2 separate regions of the Homo sapiens genome follow, and region 1 is linked to region 2. Evidence: read pairs that join two places in POLR2A ChIA-PET (ENCODE). Cell type or tissue: B cell. All regions are shown on one strand. Links, peaks and the distances in the headings refer to the core of each region. The heading gives the core; the rest is flanking DNA.

Region 1 (2,908 bases), core at 214-2,713, 88 kb after region 2:
GCTACTCAGGAGGCTGAGACAGGAGAACCCTGGAGGCGGAGGTTGTAGTGAGCTGAGATGGCGCCACTGCACTCCAGCCTGGGCAACAAGAGTGAAACTCTGTCTCAAATAATACTAATAATAAAATAAAAAATAAAAACGCAGCCTTGGCTAGGTGTGGTGGCTCATGTCTGTAATCCTAGCACTTTGGTAGGCCAAGGCAGGCAGATCGCTTGAGCTCAGGAGTTGGAGACCAGCCTGGCCAACGTGGCAAAACCCTATTTCTACAAAAAATACAAAAATTAGCCAGGCGTGGTGGTAGTCCCAGCTACTCAGGAGGCTGAGGCAACAAGATCACTTGAACTCAGGAGGTTGAAGCTGCAGTTGGGAAAAGCTGAGATTTCATCACAGAGAACTCATAGCTGGTCCAAAGCTAAGTCCTGGGCAGACTGAAATCCCTTCCAGAACAAGCTGGCTCATTCTCCAAAGCTAAGTCCCGGGGAGACTGCAGTCCCTTCCAGAACAAGCTGGATCACTCTCCATATGAAACTACATTCAGTTACTTCCGTCCTGAGATTCTCACCGTTGTGTAGCCCCCACCCACATTCACAGTCAATGTGACCTAAAGAATATGGCACAGTGATGGGATAGCACCTTTAACATTAGATTATAAAAGAATCCGGGCCAGGTTTGGTAGCTCACACCTGTAATCCCAGCACTTTTGGAGCCCGAGGCGGGGAGGCGAGCAGATTGCCTGAGGTCAGGAGTTCAAGCCAGCCTGGCTAACATGGTGAAACCATCTCTACTAAAAATACAGAAACTAGTGGCGCACGCCTGTAGTCCCAGCTACTCGGGAGGCTGAGGCAGGAGAATCGCTTTAACCCGGGAAGGGGAGGTTGCAGTGAGCCGAGATTGCGCCACTGCACTCCAGCCTGGGTGACAGAGTGAGACTCCGTCTCAAACAAACAAACAAAAAAAGCAGCAGCAGCAGCCAGGCATGGTGATGCATACCTGTAGTCCCAGCTGCTTGAGAGGGTGAGGCTGGAGGGTTGCTTGAGCCCAGGAGCTGGAGGCTGCAGTGAGCTCTGATTGTGCCACTGCACCTCAGCCTGGGCAGCAGAGACCCTATCTCTAAAATTAATTAATTAATTAATGAAAAAATTAGGTTATGAAACATCACTGGGGCTTCAGTCTTGGGCTTATACACCCCCTCCCCTCCCCTCCCCTCTTCTCTCTCTCTCTCTGTCTCTCTCCAGTGCTCTCATCTCTTGCTCTGGGGTAAGCCAGTGGCCATGCTATAAGGACACTCAAGCCACCCTATGAAGAAGCCCACATGAAGAGGAACTGAGATATCTGGCCAACAGCCAGCCAGTCACTGAGCCTGCCAACCACGCTGTGGCAGGTACCTCCAGCCCCAGACACCTGCAGCCTCCACTGAAAGCTCAATGGCAGCCTCATGAGACCCTGGACCGGAACCACCCAACGAAGCGGCTCCTGTATTCCTGATTGACAGAAACTACGGGATCATAAATGCTTGCTGTTCAGTCTGCCAAGTGTTGGCGTGATTTGTTAAACAGCAACCAGTAACTAATACGCCACCCATGGCTGCCGCGTTCCTGCTGTGGGGCCAGCACTATTCCATGCTTAGAGGCTCCATCAATACCTGTGATGGACTAAATGGTCAGTACAAACAACAGCTCCTCTGTAATGGTATGAGGCAGACAGGTTTCTAAAGGCAATATGCTAAGGTGCAAACTCAACCCCAAAAGACCACATAGTGTATCATCCCATTTATATGAAATGTCCAGAACAGGCAAATCCATAGAGACAGAAAGCAGATTAGTGGTTGCCAGAGGCTGAGAGATGGAAGAAAAGTAGAGAGTAACTGCTAATGGTGTGAAATCTCTTTTTGGAGTGATGAAAATGTTTTAATTTTTTTTTTTTAATAGAGACAGGGTCTCACTATATTGCCCAGGCTGGTCTTGAACTTCTAGGCTCAAGTGAGTTCAGCCTCAGCCTCCCAAAGTGCTTGGATTACAGACATGAGCCACCATGCACAGCTTAAAATTTATGATGCTGATGGTTGCATAACTGTGAATATACTAAAAACCACTGAGGCGGGGTTTGGTGACTGACACCTGTAATCCTAGCACTTTGGGAGGCCGAGGTGGGAGGATCACTTGACACCAAGAGTTTGAAACCAGCCTAGGCAACATAGCAAGACTCCATCTCTACAAAAAATTTAAAAATAAAAATAAAAACCATTAGGCCAGGCATGATGGCTCATGCCTGTAATCCTAGCACTTTGGGATGCCAATGCGGGTGGATCACCTGAGGTTAAGAGTTCGAGACCAGGCTGGCCAACATGGTGAAACCCCATCTCTACTAAAAATACATAAAGTAGCCCGGTGTGGTGGTGGGCGCCTGTAATCCCAGCTACTCGGGAGGCTGAAACAGAAGGATCACTTGAACCCGGGAGGCAGAGGTTGCAATGAGCCGAGATCACGCCACTGCACTTCAGCCTGTGTGACAGGAGTGAAACTCCATCTCAAAAATAAAAACGAAAACAATAACAACAACAGCAACAAAAAACCATTGCATTGTGCACATTAAATGAATTGTATGGTATGTGAATTCTAGCTCAATAAAGCTTCTTATGCTAAAACATGACGAGGAAGAAGAGGAGGAGGAGAAGAGGCAAAGTCACTGGTGCCCAAGGAATGGCACCAGGAGTGGTCTCCAGGAAGGCTGGCCACCTGTAGGGCTGGGAGAGCTCTGTGATGCTGACATCAGGGGCCTTCTTCATGCCTGAGAAACAGGACATGGGCTAAGGGCGGCTAACCAAGGCCTGGGAGAATATTGAGAGGTAAACAGGCGATGTGGGTGTGGGGCGCTCAGCCTACTTGGCCAAAGGGTGAGTTCTTGCTAA
Region 2 (2,908 bases), core at 233-2,732:
TATTGCTCTGGGCGTGTAGCTGGTCGGGGGGTGCAGAGGCAGGGCTCCAGCCCAGGCGGGACAGCTGCCTGCTACGATGACGTAGCTACATCTTTAACTGCACGAAGTTCACAAGGAAGTAGGAAATGAAATGTACGCCGAGTGTTAACTTTGAAAGAAAAAGTCTTATCAATGAAATATTTTTTTCTTACTGTATTTAATTTTATTGTGTATTTCTCAAACTTAAGATATTCTAGATGAAATAATACTTATACAAGTTTATTTTTTAGAGATTCTCAGGTTTTTTTTACTGATGTACAAAAATTATATGTTGTGATATGTATTTTAACTGTATAGAAAAGCAATTTAAATCCAATTATAGTGGTAACTTGGTTGTATTTGCCATAGTGGATAGATAAGTCAATATTTTCCTTTTGGATATTTTCATGGGGGAAGCACAGTTACTCATATAATATTTTTTCTTTCTTTTTTCTTTTTTGGAGATAATTCATATGCCACAAAAATCACCCTTTTTTTTTTTTTTTGAGACGGAGTCTCACTCTGTCGCCCAGGCTGGGGTGCAGTGGCGCGATCTCGGCTCACTGCAAGCTCTGCCTCCCGGGTTCACGCCATTCTCCTGCCTCAGCCTCCCGATTAGCTGGGACTACAGGAGTCCGCCACCGCGCCCGGCTAATTTTTTGTATTTTTAGTAGAGATGGGGTTTCACCGTGGTCTCAATCTCCTGACCTCGTGATCTGCCTGCCTCGGCTTCCCAAAATGCTGGGATTATAGGCGTGAGCCACCGCGCCCTGCCAAAAAATCACCCTTTTAAAGTGTACAGCTCATTGAGTTTTAGAATGTTCCAAAAACCATGCACCTGCCAACCACTGTCTAACTCCAGAACATTTTCATCACCCCAAAAAGGAACCCTTGCACCAAGTGGCACTCATCCCTCAGTCTCCTTCACTCCCAAGCCCTGGCTACCACTACAGATTTCTCTATTCTGGATAATCATGTAAATGCACTGTACGGCTTTTTGTGATGGGCGTCTCCCAGCATGGTGATTTCACAGTTTACCTGTGTTAGGTGCCTAGCAGCCCCTCATTCCTTTTTTTGTTGCTGGATATTATTTCATTCTATGAGTAGATCACATTTTGTTTCTCTGTTCATCCACTGATGGACATTTGAGTTGCTTCTACTTTTTGGCTATTATGGGTCATGCTGCTGTGAACATTCCTGTACAGGTCTTTGTGTGGACATAGGTTTTCAGTCCTTTAGTATACACACAGGAGTGCAACTGATCCCCTTGACTGAAGCGTGGGGTCCTCTGCTGGAGGAGTGGGCAGCTGCATGGGGGGGAGGGAGCACCTGACCTGCAGCCGTATCCCTCCTTACCTCCCTCCCTCCTTCCTTCCCTCCCTTCCTCCCTCCCTCTCTCCCTCTCATTTCCTTCCTCTCTCTCTCCTTCCCTCCTTCGCTTCCTCCCTCTGTCCTTTCCTTCCTCTCTCCCTCCCTCTCCCTCCCTCCCTTTTCCCCTTTCTCCCTCTCTCCCTCATTCCCTCCTTCTGTTCCCCCCTCCCTCACTCCTTCCATCCCTTCTTCCCTCCTTCCCCCTTTTCCTCCCTCCCTCCCTCCCTCTTTCCCTTTCTCCTTTACTTTCTCCCTGTGTTGCTTCCTCCCTCCCTCCCTCTTCTGTTGCTTTGGTGCCACCCAACACAGAACCCCACCCCCGTGGTGCCACCCAACACAGAACCCCGCCCCCATAGTGCCACCTAACACAGAACCCCGCCCCCATGGTGTCACCCAACACAGAACCCCGCCCCCATGATGCCACCCAACACAACCCCACCCCCATGGTGCCACCCAGCACAGAACCCCACCCCCATGGTGCCACCTAACAGAACCCCGCCCCCATGATACCACCCAACACAGAACCCTGCCCCCATGGTGTCACCCAACACAGAACCCCGCCCCCATGGTGCCACCCAGCACAGAACCCCGCCCCCATGGTGCCACCCAGCACAGAACCCCGCCCCCATGGTGCCACCCAACACAGATCGCCAACCCCATGGTGCCACCCAGCACAGAACCCCACCCCCATTGTGCCGCTCAACACAGAACCCCGCCCCCCTGGTGCCGCCCAGCACAGAACCCCGCCCCCCGGTGCCGCCCAACACAGAATCCCGCCCCCATGGTGCCGCCCAACACAGAATCCCGCCCCCATGGTGCCGCCCAACATAGAACTCCGCCCCCATGGTGCCGCCCAGCACAGAACCCCGCCCCCATGATCTTGCCCAACATAGAACCCCATCCCTATGGTGCTACCGAACACAGAACCCCGCCCCCATGGTGCCGTCCAGGACAACCCCGCCCCCATGGTGCCACCCAGCACAGAACAGGACCCTATGAGACTGAGCAAGGGAGGTCAGGAACAGAGACCCTAGAGCCGAGGGACCAGTGAGTGAATCGTAGCTCTGCTACTTATTGGCTGTGTGGCCTTAGGCAAATTACTTACCCTTTCTGTGCCTCCATTTCATCATTTGTAAAAGGATAAGATGTCACAGACCTCATTAATGTCACAGACCTCATTGGTTTGGGGGAATGTTAGCTTCTTTATTCATACGTGTGAAGAGCTTTAAACAGTGGGTGGTACAGTAATTACCACCTACAGTATTTGCCGCTGCTGTTATTACTACTAATAGAATCTTTTAAAAATATTTTTTCACTTAACATTTTGTGAGAAATATTTTTTCATCTTTCTACAAAAGTCGTTATAGTGTTGCATTTTCTTACAGACTTTCTTAAGTATTTTTTGGATAAGACAGAGGCTAGACCTGGAGCCTTATTTTCATCTTAGATTGATTTGGGTGATGACATTGAGTTTAATTTCGCACCATGTTGAGGAGGAGGGTGGTGATGGTGGTGGCAT

What was found. ChIA-PET counts read pairs that join two places held together with the same protein. Peaks named below come from ENCODE experiments on the same cell type or tissue, not always from the same donor. Only the 100,000 strongest peaks of a DNase experiment are listed, where the experiment ranks them.
Region 1: POLR2A ChIA-PET joins it to region 2 with 5 read pairs; 3 of 35 experiments call an interaction of 5 or more read pairs at or near these places.

Annotation. Positions count from the first base shown.
Region 1 is chr1:9,679,463-9,682,370 of GRCh38, reverse strand. All of the region lies in intron 1 of PIK3CD (phosphatidylinositol-4,5-bisphosphate 3-kinase catalytic subunit delta), which reads right to left. All of the region lies in intron 1 of PIK3CD-AS2 (PIK3CD antisense RNA 2), which reads left to right. Among named protein-coding and RNA genes, the nearest start is that of PIK3CD-AS2, 6.7 kb to the left of the region's middle. In B cell, for the core only: no CTCF peak of the experiment used is centred there; a DNase peak (open chromatin) is centred at 1,350; H3K27ac peaks cover 2,500 bases.
Region 2 is chr1:9,767,646-9,770,553 of GRCh38, reverse strand. The region is part of intron 2 of CLSTN1 (calsyntenin 1); the gene reads left to right. Among named protein-coding and RNA genes, the nearest start is that of CLSTN1, 55 kb to the left of the region's middle. RefSeq lists a silencer at 2,337-2,537. In B cell, for the core only: no CTCF peak of the experiment used is centred there; no DNase peak of the experiment used is centred there.